Linked DNA regions of Homo sapiens: regions 1 and 2 are each linked to region 3. Evidence: chromatin contacts called from ENCODE Hi-C or POLR2A ChIA-PET data. All regions are on one chromosome and are shown on one strand. The core of a region is the stretch at or near the end of the contact, and the rest is flanking DNA. Distances in the headings are between cores, read along the strand shown. Region 1 holds the start of UBC (ubiquitin C). Region 2 overlaps NCOR2 (nuclear receptor corepressor 2). Region 3 has its middle 150 kb from the start of NCOR2.

The links. A loop is a pair of places that touch in the nucleus more often than their neighbours do. ChIA-PET counts read pairs that join two places held with the same protein, here RNA polymerase II (POLR2A). Pooled maps may share reads with other maps.
Region 1: a loop to region 3 is called in a pooled map, with 7 times the contacts of the local background. The contact joins the promoter of UBC here to the enhancer-like site in region 3. A Hi-C loop is called at or near these places in 8 of 50 pooled maps. POLR2A ChIA-PET finds 5 or more read pairs at or near these places in 3 of 52 experiments (K562, WTC11 and activated naive CD4-positive, alpha-beta T cell).
Region 2: a loop to region 3 is called in a map of GM12878, with 10 times the contacts of the local background. The contact joins two enhancer-like sites. A Hi-C loop is called at or near these places in 1 of 168 maps with a recorded cell type or tissue (GM12878), 7 of 37 single-sample maps with no recorded cell type and 10 of 50 pooled maps.

The regions. Positions count from the first base shown.
Region 1 is chr12:124,913,400-124,917,417 of GRCh38, forward strand. UBC (ubiquitin C) reads right to left here and starts at 1,251. Exons shown (of 2, transcript NM_021009.7): 1 at 1,188-1,251; 2 at 1-375. The coding sequence starts at 372. MIR5188 (microRNA 5188) reads left to right here and starts at 2,148; the gene lies at 2,148-2,260. RefSeq lists enhancers at 548-1,505, 830-1,279, 2,604-3,803, 2,903-3,582, 2,944-3,238 and 1 more and silencers at 1,490-1,829, 3,188-3,247.
Region 2 is chr12:124,478,632-124,482,960 of GRCh38, forward strand. The region is part of intron 5 of NCOR2 (nuclear receptor corepressor 2); the gene reads right to left. Among named protein-coding and RNA genes, the nearest start is that of NCOR2, 87 kb to the right of the region's middle. RefSeq lists enhancers at 221-730, 1,240-1,749, 1,750-2,257, 3,339-3,528, 3,539-3,628. Within about 2 kb of position 1,925, at least 16 of the 41 ENCODE cell types and tissues checked have a DNase peak (open chromatin) inside an H3K27ac peak, as active enhancers do; they include GM12878, where a contact is called at or near this core.
Region 3 is chr12:124,710,906-124,715,284 of GRCh38, forward strand. No RefSeq gene overlaps it. Among named protein-coding and RNA genes, the nearest start is that of NCOR2, 150 kb to the left of the region's middle. RefSeq lists enhancers at 1,936-2,581, 2,582-3,226. Within about 2 kb of position 2,911, at least 25 of the 41 ENCODE cell types and tissues checked have a DNase peak (open chromatin) inside an H3K27ac peak, as active enhancers do; they include GM12878, where a contact is called at or near this core.

The DNA of each region.
Region 1 (4,018 bases), core at 1-2,500, 200 kb after region 3:
CTTTCCGGCAAAGATCAACCTCTGCTGGTCAGGAGGAATGCCTTCCTTGTCCTGGATCTTTGCTTTGACGTTCTCGATGGTGTCACTGGGCTCGACCTCAAGGGTGATGGTCTTGCCAGTGAGTGTCTTCACGAAGATTTGCATCCCACCTCTGAGACGGAGCACCAGGTGCAGGGTGGACTCTTTCTGGATGTTGTAGTCAGACAGGGTGCGCCCATCTTCCAGCTGTTTTCCAGCAAAGATCAGCCTCTGCTGGTCAGGAGGGATGCCTTCCTTATCTTGGATCTTTGCCTTGACATTCTCGATGGTGTCACTGGGCTCAACCTCGAGGGTGATGGTCTTACCAGTCAGAGTCTTCACGAAGATCTGCATTGTCTAACAAAAAAGCCAAAAACGGCCAGAATTTAGCGGACAATTTACTAGTCTAACACTGAAAATTACATATTGACCCAAATGATTACATTTCAAAAGGTGCCTAAAAAACTTCACAAAACACACTCGCCAACCCCGAGCGCATAGTTCAAAACCGGAGCTTCAGCTACTTAAGAAGATAGGTACATAAAACCGACCAGAGAAACTGACGCCTCACTTATCCCTCCCCTCACCAGAGGTCCGGCGCCTGTCGATTCAGGAGAGCCTACCCTAGGCCCGAACCCTGCGTCCTGCGACGGAGAAAAGCCTACCGCACACCTACCGGCAGGTGGCCCCACCCTGCATTATAAGCCAACAGAACGGGTGACGTCACGACACGACGAGGGCGCGCGCTCCCAAAGGTACGGGTGCACTGCCCAACGGCACCGCCATAACTGCCGCCCCCGCAACAGACGACAAACCGAGTTCTCCAGTCAGTGACAAACTTCACGTCAGGGTCCCCAGATGGTGCCCCAGCCCATCTCACCCGAATAAGAGCTTTCCCGCATTAGCGAAGGCCTCAAGACCTTGGGTTCTTGCCGCCCACCATGCCCCCCACCTTGTTTCAACGACCTCACAGCCCGCCTCACAAGCGTCTTCCATTCAAGACTCGGGAACAGCCGCCATTTTGCTGCGCTCCCCCCAACCCCCAGTTCAGGGCAACCTTGCTCGCGGACCCAGACTACAGCCCTTGGCGGTCTCTCCACACGCCTCCGTCCCACCGAGCGGCCCGGCGGCCACGAAAGCCCCGGCCAGCCCAGCAGCCCGCTACTCACCAAGTGACGATCACAGCGATCCACAAACAAGAACTGCGACCCAAATCCCGGCTGCGACGGAACTAGCTGTGCCACACCCGGCGCGTCCTTATATAATCATCGGCGTTCACCGCCCCACGGAGATCCCTCCGCAGAATCGCCGAGAAGGGACTACTTTTCCTCGCCTGTTCCGCTCTCTGGAAAGAAAACCAGTGCCCTAGAGTCACCCAAGTCCCGTCCTAAAATGTCCTTCTGCTGATACTGGGGTTCTAAGGCCGAGTCTTATGAGCAGCGGGCCGCTGTCCTGAGCGTCCGGGCGGAAGGATCAGGACGCTCGCTGCGCCCTTCGTCTGACGTGGCAGCGCTCGCCGTGAGGAGGGGGGCGCCCGCGGGAGGCGCCAAAACCCGGCGCGGAGGCCGCTGCACCGGGAGCGGGTGGGCGGCCCGCGTTCCTTAGCCGCGGCTCCGCGGCCCCTCCCCTCAGCCCCCGCGGTCCCCTCGGGTCGCGAACCCCGCGTTCGGCGGACGTGGGGCACGCAGCGAGCGCCTTCTGCAGAGTCGGGGTCTCCCTCCCCTCCCTCCTGACCCGCCCTGGCCCACCCTGCGAGATGGACGGGTCTTTATTTTTGGGTCACATTTGAGGTAATGACGGGGCTTCCTTTGCTCAGCCCCCTTCAACCTCCCTGAGCCTCCCAGGCCGGTCGCGGGGGGCTCCCGGGGCCGCGGGACAAGGACAATGACTCGGCAGATCTCAGGGCGGGCGTGGCCCTAAAGCTGGGGAACGCTCGAGAACTTTCCAGGGGAGACACTGCAGAGGAGCTGGGTGTCCAGGTTAAATTTGGAAAAAAGAGGCGGAAACCCCACACAGTTTTATTTTAGCTGGAACGCAAGGCTGAGCGAACGACATCCTTCTAGACTGTTCTTCCACCTTCCTGTACATTCTGAGGGCCAGGTATGGAAAGGTCCTACTTGATGCCAACAGGGAGGCATGGAAATTTCTCTGGTTTCAATGGGTACGATTATTGTAAGCAGGATCCATTCAATAATCGGACCCATTTAAACCGGAGATTTTAAAAGACAGGAATAGAATCCCAACCTTATTTCAGTGCAGGGTAGGGTGTCAAATATGAAATGTAATTCTACAGGGCAATTCTATTTTGGTAAAAGAAGTGGGGAGAAAAGCATCACCAGCCAGCTTTTTAAATTTTTACCACAACCTATTTTGTGATCCCTACGTGTCATTTCTTCAGTATATTTTTTAAATGTTTTAAAATATACGAACATGGTGAGATTTTTTAAATGTGTCTTTTTAAAGTGTACAGTGAAAAGTCTCCCTCATGCCCTCAATTTCCCAGCCACTGTTCCTTCTGGACTCTTCTACAAATAGTCCCTGTTTCTACAAATGTATTGGAGGTAGGGAGGCTATTTTGATTTCTACCCTTAAAAGCTTCAAAAAAAAGAGAAAAAGAGGCTACCAACTGAAAAATATTTTGCCATTAGGAAAAGGCTGCATTCTTGTTTTAAGTTATGAACATTACATTATTTAAACGGCAGACTTAAAATATGCATCAAAGCAAAATGAACCTGCTATATATTTTCTATGGTAACCCATGTTTCTGTGTATTTATGAAAATCCAAGATCTGTGCATTGTTCAAAACAGACTTTGACATCTCCAATTTTTAACATTTTAAAGAGAATGAATTCATGTGTTACTGGGAAATTAAAACGAATAATAAAAGTGTCATTTTCCAGGATTGGCAGGATACCCCAGTGATTTCCAATACACATTTCTGCAAAGTTTTTGTTTTTTGTTTTTCCCCTACATTTCGGGAAGGAGTTTTGAAGGGATTAAAAAGCTGAGATTCTTTCTGAGGTGACCAGGCCTGGCTTTCAACCACGCCCTGGTTGCTTTTGGCTGTTACTCTGCTGCAAGCCTTGTGATTCATGTTGTTTAAAGGCTGAGTCACCAGCTTTGTGACATAGCTTTTTTCAGAGTCCAAAAGGTACAGAGAAAAAACAGCCCTAACTGCAGAGGCAGGGGCGGGAGAGGAGGACAGGAGGAGGAAAAAGGAAGAAGAGGGGATGAGGGTAGGGTGGGTAATGGGCCAAAGGTTAGCTGCAAAGAGAAACCAATGTTGTCTCTAGCAGAAAAAAATTATTGAAAACATCCCAGCATTCCCTGACTTAAATGGTTATTGAAGCAAACAGAAATAAACCTTTCTCCAAAGTCACTGAGGTGACAGGGAAGAAAATGGCCTCCCAAAACGCAGGTGTCTGATGTTTCTCTACAACAATGGTTCTCAACAAGGAGTGATTTGCTCTTTCAGGGGACATTTGGCAATATCTGGAGATATTCTTGGTTGTCACAACTCAGGGGAGGTTAGGGGATGCTACTACTAATACTAGCACTGTTGGTAGACACCAGGGATGCCACTGAACATTCTATGAGGGACAGTCCCCCACAACAAAGAATTATCAGACCCAACATATTAATAGTGCTGAAATTAAGAAACCCTGTCCTACAAAGGATTTTTGTTGTTGCAACAACTGCTTTTCTGTTTTCCGAAAGGGTTCCCAAAGTCTAAATGTCCCACTTGGACTCAGGAGTCAGGTATCAAGTCACGCTCTTAAAACCTAAACCCTGCTGACCTAGAATGCGATGTGCTAGAATGTGCAAGAATCGGGATGAGTCACTGGATCCGTTTTCAGTTCGTTCCACCCACAGATCCGTCCTTTGCAGGCGCCCCAGAAAAGATTGCTTCAGAGCTGGCACCAATGGAGAAGGGACAGAGGCCCAGCAACAGGGCGGGATTGGCAGGCGGAAGGGAGCGTGTGATGAGCTGAGCTCACA
Region 2 (4,329 bases), core at 675-3,174, 230 kb before region 3:
AATTACTGCGGCCAGGCTGGTCAGGCCCCAGCACCAAGCTCATCACACCTCCACCTTGTGGTCCAAGCAGAGAGGAGAGAGAGACAGACACAGAGACGAAGACAGACAGACAGATCGAGAAACAGAAATGGACATAGATGAAGACAGAAACAGAGACAGAAAGACAGAGACGTGGTGACAGACACACACAAACAGAAAGAGATAGAGATAGAGGGACACAAAGAGAAAGAGATGGAGAGGCAGAGACACAGACAGAGACAGACACAGAGACTAAGAGAGATCCCAGAGGGCGCACCACAGGCAGAGGCATTCCTGACAAGAAGAGGGAAAGCCAGGCAGGCAGAAAGAACCACAGAGCAACGGTAAGGGACGGAGACCCTCTAGAACCCACAGAGCAACGGTAAGGGATGGAGACCCTCCAGAACCCACAGGCCAGAGCGCACGGACGTGCTGGAGAGGCGGGCAGGCAGCAACTCACCCCTCGGGCCTGCTCTCTGCGCAGAGACAAAACGCGCACCTGGGGGACAACTGCCCACTCAGGGGTTGGTCACCCTCCAAGGCTGGGCCCTGAGCTGCCTGCGCACAAACACATGCACACACACGTGCACATGCACACACACGCACACACAAACACACGCACACATGCATATACACACATGCACACTCACGCACATGCACGGACACATGCACACACGTGCGCACACAAACACACATACACACGTGCAACACATGCACACTCACGCACACACACAAACACGCATGGACACACGCACGCACACACAGGTACATGCACGCACACAGGCACATGTGTGCACACACGCATACACACACACACACAAACACGCAGGGACACACACAGGCACATGCGCGCATACACACGCACATGCGCGCACACGCACACACACACCCGCACCCACACACAAACGCGCACACACACGCACGCGCGCGCGCATGCACACACACACCCTGGCCTGCTATCCATCCAGGCCCCACTTCAGGGGAGTTGTTCAAATGGAAACATCTCTCCCAGGAGGCTGAGCTAAAATTCTCTCCTGCCTTCTGTAACAACAAAACAAAACAAAAGAGGAGAAAGCAGATTCCAGTGCTAATGGGGGATGCCAGGCAGAGGGAGGAGGGCACCCCACCAGGGAGACCAGAGGGGAGACCCACAGCAGCAGGTCAACCTGGAGGCAGGCATGGGGTGCACTCCCAGCTGCCTGGGCCTGAATCCCGTTCCCCCACGTCCAGCTCGCTCAGCCTGGGGCCGTCTACAAAAGGGGGTCACAGACCCAGCCTCCTTGGGCTGGGAAGAGATCAGGGAATGACACTGGCTGGGCATGACTTGGCACGTGGCAGGCAGTCGGCGCTCACTTAATGGCACCCGCCATCACTGCAGCATTCTTACCACTGCGTGAATGCCTCCTGCGTGCCAGCCTCCTGATAAAGGAGGTGCCTCACCCTAGGGGTCAACCATTCAATCCAATCCGGCCGCACTGGGCAGAAAAGGGGACCCTGTAGGCCTGAGTGGCCACTTCCCTCCCCGGGGCTGTCTCCCAGTCCCCACCGCCCACCCCTACTCCCGCTGCAGGAGGAGGATGGCCTTTGCCCTGAGGCTGCTAAGGAGCTTAGGGTGCCCCAGGGCTGTGCAGGGAGGGGCCCGTGTCACAGCTGGCCGGGCACCAGGCTACAACAAGGATTAGGATGCCACCTGGCCACAGCCCCACCCTGGCCTGGGCAGTCAGACACAGCTGGGTGGCTGAGTGACCCTGGGGGACTGAAGCCTCTGGGGACACTGCCTGCGATTCCCCCACCAGCCCTGCCATCGGCATCCTCTGTGGAAGCTGGAGAGAGAACAAGCCTCCAGCCTGGTATGTCCTGAGCTTTACTGAAACCACAGCAAACTCCCACAGCAGCAAACCACAGGTGCTTAATCTGTGCACATCCTCACCACCGCCACCGTCTAGGTTCCACTTTCTGTTTCAAAGAGGAGTGAAATCAAAGGGCTGTGGAGGGCACTGGAGGCGTGGCAGGCCCCAGGCTGGACACACACGTGGGAGGTGTCGTTCTCCAGCCAAGAAATGGCCACGGGCCAAGCACCCCCAGGCGCCCTTGTCCGGCTGTGAGTTGTGAGTTCCTGCAAGGGCTGACTGGGCTCACAGGACCCTGGACTCCAGGCGAGTGGGGGAAGGAGGGGGAGCGGATGGGGGTAGGGGGTGGGGGAGCAAGGGAATGGGGGAGGTGAGTGGATGGGGGAGGGGCAAGGCCACTGGTGGGAGATGATGGCAGGCAGAACCCATGGGTGAGGGGCGGCTGGGAGGTGAGGGGGAGGGGCAGGTAATGAAGGCAAGGACAGATGGCCGCAGGCAGATGGGCTGGGTGGCGCTGGGTGGTGGCTGGGAGTGGCTCTGTGGTAGGGAGGTTGCCCCAGGGGATGAGCAGGGAGAGATGGCAGGAGCTGAGGAAGCAGGGGGTGAAGGGGAGTGAGCAGGACAGGGGGGCTGTTTGGGTGGAAAGAAAGAGAGGGAGGAAGAAGGAGGGAGGAAGGTGTAGAAGGAGAGAAGGAAGGGGAGGAAGGGCAGGAAGGATGTGCTGGAAGGGTTGGGCGTCGGGGCAGGGATGCTGGCTGGGGTACCCGAGGGGGCAGTGCCCGAGAGGAACTGGCATCGACACCAGTCCCAAGCCCAGACCCAAGTGCAGGCGGCCCAAGCCCCAGGCCACAGAGACCCCCTTCAAGGCCGGCAGGGCCCCTGTGGCTGAATCTCACACCCCAGGAGGACGTGGTGGGGCTGCAGCCTCAGCCATGAGTGGCCTCGAGAGTCCCCACAGGGCTAGCCACAGGTCTCCCCTGCCATGCAGGCCCTGGAGGGCAGCCAGGGCTGGAAGGAGCGAGGAAAGAGGAATGTGCCTGGGGGAGGGCGCTCCTGCGGAGGGCACAGCCGGTGCAAAGGTCCCCAGGTGGGAATGTGCCTGGCGTGTTTGAGGAACTCCAGGGTGGCCTGGGAGGCTGTACGTGAGCGGTTGAGAGGGCTGCTGCAGGGAGATGAGGTCAGGGAGGTGACGGGGCTGGATCACGCCGGACCTGCAGCCCATGGCAAGGATTTTGGCTTTTTCCTGCTTGAGACAGGAGCCATGGATGGTTTGGAGCACAGGGGGGAACACACAGGGGGATGCAGTCGTCTGCCTTTATAAGAGCCCTCTGGCTGCTGCTTGGAAGATAAACTGAAGGGAGTAGAGGGAGGCAGGAGCAGGGAGACCCAGGAGGAGGCTACTGCAAAGTTACTGGAGAGCAATGACGAGCTCAGGCCGGGGGTTGCCTCAGGTGTGGGCAGAAGGCTGGAATTGAGATATTTTAGGGCAGAGGTGTCAGGATTTGCTGATGGACTGGAAGTACGCAGGAGAGCAGGGAGGTGGCCAGGGTGGAGTCCCTGAGTGCCAACAAGAACACAGCTGCATCCGCCGGGGGAGGTTCCTGAGTGGGCTCTCAGGCGCATGTGGTCTGTTGGCTAGGAGTTCATTAACTGACCTCCACTTTCCTGTGACAACTTGGTGAGGCGGGGACTGCCCCAGTGGCAGGGAGGCCAAGCCAGCCAACGACCACACAGACACCCCAGCCCCTCCCTCCCCTGGCCCCAGAGGCAGCCCTGTGGGTATCTGGCAGGTGTGCAGGTGTCGGGGCCACAGCCACTCAGAGCAGGAGGGGAAGCCCAGCCATCCCAGCCCCAGGACGGCACCCCCACCTCCTGCCAGCCCAAGCCCACCCCAGGGATATCCCAGGTTCCACGCAGGTATCCTCTCTCCCCGAGAGAAGGCCGAGTCTGGCCCAGGTGGCCTGGCCCCGCAGCCAGACCACCACCCATGCCGGCTCACGGGTGCCAAATAGTTCCCACGCATGGGGCCCACAGCCGAGCCCTCTACCCACATGACCAGGTGACACCCTGCCCACAAGGTCCCAGATCAGTGAGGAAGAAATGGGGATCAGAGAGGCACAAAGGCAGCACAGCTGTGGAGGTGGGGGTGGTGGAAATCGCACCTGGGTCACCTGAGGGCAGATGGACGGAGGGCCCTGGGATAAGTGAGTGTGCCCAGGTGAGGCCTGGGCCCACCTGCAATGCCAGGCAGCCCCCCATGGAGATGCAGACGAGCCTGAAGTTGTCTGGCTCCCCTGCCCAAAGTGCATCCGTGGTCCCTCAGGCCTGGGTGGCTGCAGACTCAACCCACGCTAGCCCAGTGCCACACGGTGGCCCAAGGAGCAGCCAGACTGGGCAGTAGAAGGCGGCTTTGTCATTCTAGGGGTCCAGGCCATGTCCTAACCAAGCACCGCCCCTTTAG
Region 3 (4,379 bases), core at 1,661-4,160:
TAGGCTGGGCGTGGTGGCTCACTCCTGTAATCCCAGCATTTTGGGAGGCCAAGGCAGGAGGATTGCTTGAGGCCAGGGGTTCAAGATCAGCCTGGCAAACATAGTAAAACCCCCATCTCTAAAAAAAAAAAAAAAAAAAAAACTTAATTAGCTGGGAATAGTAGCACACACCTAGTCCCAGCTACTCAGGAGGCTGTGGTGGGAGGATCACTTGAATACACGAATTCGAGGCTGCAGTGAGCTATGATCGTGCCACTGCACTCCAGCCTGGGCAACAGAGCAAGACCTTGCCTCAAAAAAAAAAAAAAGTAACTTTAATTGGCAATATCAAGTGTTGATGAGGATTTAAAGGTGGGAGAGTAAATTGTTACAATCATTTTGGAAAATTGTCGCCAGCTACTGAATCCAAGAACATGACTACTCTGTGGTCCAGTAATCCCATTCCCAGATACACTCCCAAGAAAAATGGGGGTATCCGTTCATCAGAGGACATGGATAAGAACCTCTACACCACCTCGATCTGTAATAGCCCCACACTGAAAACAATCCAAACATCCGTCAGCTCTAGAATGAAAAACAAACGACGACCTATTCATGTAATTGAAAACTGCACAGAAATTAGCAAGCACGAGCTGCAGCTTCCGGACAGCGAGAGCAACCCTCACTGGAGGATATGCAGATGAGGCCAGACACCGAGGGGTGAGAGTTCACGCACTGTGTGAGGCTCTGGAACAGCAGAGAGGGTCTGTGGGGATAGAGCCTCTATCATGGTTACCCCTGGAGGATGGGGCACAAGGGAACTCTTGGATGATAGGAACCTTCCACGTCCTGGTCTGAGTACTAACGCCAAGGTGGAAATGTGCAGACGTCTGTCACAATCCATCACTCACGGAAGATTTCTGCAGCTTACCATGCATCCATACATTCCACGCATTGTTCCTCTGTCGTGTTTTTTTTTTTTTTTTTTTTAAAGACAGAGTTTCGCTCTGTTGCCCAGGCTGGAGTGCAGTGGCGCGATCTCGACTTACTGCAAACTCCGTCTCCAGGCTTCAAGCGATTTTCCTGCCTCAGCCTCCCAACTAGCTGGGATTACAGGCGCCCGTCACCATGCCTGGCTAAATTTTGTATTTCTAATAGAGATGGGGTTTTGCCATGTTGGCCAGGCTGGTCTAGTACTCCTGGCCTCAGGTGATCCACCTTCCTCGGCCTCCCAAAGTGCTAGGCTTACAGGCGTGAGCCACCTCGCCCAGCACGTAGATTTTTTCTCAATGTGTAACTTTGGCAGCTAGGGTCTCCGTCAGCGTGTTGAGATGCTCGCATTAAGAGGGGCGTGAATTAGCTGGGTGCGGTAGCTCAAGCCTGTAGTCCCAGCACTTTGGGAGGCTGACAGGTGGGAAGATCACTTGAGGCCAGGAGTTCAAGACCAGCCTGGGCAACATAGTGAGACCCCTGTCCCTACAAAAAAAAATTAATTAATTAGCTGGGCATAGCGGCACAAACCTGTGGTCCCAGCTACTTGAGAGGCTGAGGATAGCTTGAACCCAGGAGTTCGAGGCTGCTGTGAGCTACGATCATGCCACTGCACTCCAGGCAGGGTGACAGTGAGACCCTGTATCTAAAAAATTAAATTAAAAAAAAAATTTTTTTTTGAAACAGAATCTCACTCTGTCACCCAGGCTGGAGTGCAGTGTTGCGATCTCAGCTCACTGCCATGTCTGCCTCCCGGGTTCAAGTGATTCTTCTGTCTCAGCCTCCTGAGTAGCGAGATTACAGGCGTCCGCCACCAATGCCCAGCTAATTTTTGTATTTTTAGTAGAGATGGGGTTTCACCATGTTGGCCAGGATGAACTCAAACTCCTAACCTCAAGTGATCTGCCTGCCTCAACCTCCCAAAGTGCTGGGATTTAAAATTATTTTTTATTATAAAAAAGAGGGGCACGAGAGAAGGGACGCAATTGTGGAAACTGCACACTTAGGTCCTCACCCTCACTAGTTGAGCGCAATGGCCTGGCCATTGGCTGGGTATCGAAGTTTCTCTCTCTCCAAAGACGCAGAGTCGAATTAGTGTGAGTGACATGTGTTTGACAGGTGTCCAGCTCATCATGTAGACAGGCCAAGCCTTCCGGCTGGGAAGTGCTAGGCGTGGGGCAGCTCTGCACCCCTGTCTCTGCTCTGCCGCTCGCAAGCTCTGTGACCTTGGGGAATTCACTCAACGTTCCTGAGCCTCCATTTCCTTCTCTGTAGAATGGGGATGACGGCAGCAGTGACATCACAGTTTCGGCGAGAATTCCAAGAGATCGTGTGTGCGCGCGTGCTAGTCATTCATCCCATGCATATTTGTTGAGCCTGACTGTGTATCAGGAAGGGTGGGTCCAGCCGTGACAAAACAGGCACAGCCCCAGGCCTTGGGTGCTTTCTAGGGGGAAGTAGACAAGAAGCCCAAGAAGTCAGCACATGCCGGGGGTGTCAGAAGGTGAGAAGTACTGGGGGTAGCAAAGCAGGGAAGGCAGGAGGAACGGGGAGATGCAGGGCACTCCTGGCACCACCCGGATTCCCCTGCTGGCCCCCTTCCACCCTGAGCACCGCCGGGGGTGACTGCCTTCATCCAAGTGGGAGTGTCTCCCAGGCCACAGCCAGTGACCAAAACAGACTGACACGGGGAGCAGGACGGAGGGGAGGGCAGAAGCCTGGCCCCCTGAGAGGAAGGACTAGGAAAGATTCTGGTGCACAGGCATTCACAGCAGCACCAGTCACAATGGCCAAAAGGTAGGAACAGCCCAAGTGCCCATCAGGAGATGACAAATAACACGAGGGGCGCCTCCATGCAGGGGATATTGTTGAGCCGTGAAGAGGAATGCCACTCCTGTGAACTCAACTTGCTCTGAAAAGTAAAGTCTATTCAAAATGAAAGTGCGGCGGGAAGGAAGGAAATTCTGACTCAGGCTCTAACGTAAATGAACTTTGAAGACACGATGCTAAGTGAAAGTAGCCAGATGCATGATTCCGGTTAAATAAAGTGCCTAGAGCAGGCGGATTCACAGAGACAGACAGTACGTTAGCGCTTACCAGGGGCTGGGGGACGGGAATGACAGTTATTGCTTAATGGGGACAGAGTCTGCTTGGAGTGATGAAAACCTTTCAGAACAGGAGAGTGGTGATGGTCAAGCAACACTGTGAATGTCCTTAATACCACTGAATTGTACCTTTAAAAATGGCTAAAGTGGTACATTTTATGTTATGTGTATTTTACCACAATTGAAAATAAAGCAAGGCTGGATGCAGTGGCTCACGCCTGTAATCCTGGCAGTTTGGGAGGCCAAAGCAGGAAGATTGCTTGAGGCCAGGAGTTAAAGACCAGCCTGGGCAACATAGTGAGACCTAGTCTCTACAAAAAATAAAAAAATTAGCCAGGCACAGTGGTACACTCCTGTAGTCCCAACTACTCAGGAGGCTGAGGCAGGAGAATCGCTTGATCCTTGGAGGTGGAGGCTGCAGTGAGCTGTGATGGTACCATTGCACTCCAGCCTGGGCAAGAGAGTGAAACCCTGTCTCAAAAATAATGCAAAAAACAAAAAACAAAACACACACACACACACACACACACACATCCTGACCCACCTGGCTACAGATGGGACAAACCCTGGTGGAGTTCACATATCAGAGCCCCCCGTGGGTCCAGGCTGAGGCCGCCCTCCCTCCCTCTCCTGTAAAAACCTCTCTCTCTGGCTCTGCTTCTGGGGCCCTGGATCTAGGTCAGGAGGGCTGTGATTTAAAACAAGGTGCCAGGGAGGCCTGGTTGTGGCGGTGAATCCTGAAAGGGAGCCATCAGCAACTTAATGAGAAATAGACGAAACCCTGTTCTCAGCCGGGCGCGGTGGCTCACACCTGTAATCCCGGCACTTTGAGAGGCCAAGGCAGGTGGATCACTTGAGATCAGGAGTTTGAGACCAGCCTGGCAGATGTGGTGAAATCCTGTCTCTATTAAAAATACAAAAATTAGCTGGGTGTAGTGGCGCGTTTCTGTAATCCCAGCTACCCAGGAGGCTGAGGCACGAGAATCACTTGAACCCGGGAGGCGGAGTTTGCAGTGAGCCAAGATCATGCTACTGCACTCCAGCCTGGGCAACAAGAGCGAGACTCCATCTCAAAAAAATAAATAAATAAAATAAAAAAAGAAAGAAAGAAATCCTGTTCCCGAGACAAAGAAAGAAAGACGGAAGAAAGAAGGAAAGAAAGAGAGAGAGAAAGAGAGAAAGAAAGAAAGGAAGGAAAGGAAAGGAAAGGAAAGGAAAGGAAAGGAAAGGAAAGGAAAGGAAAGGAAAGGAAAGGGAAAGAAAGAAAAAGAAAGAAAGAAAGAAAGAGATCCTGTTCCTGAGACA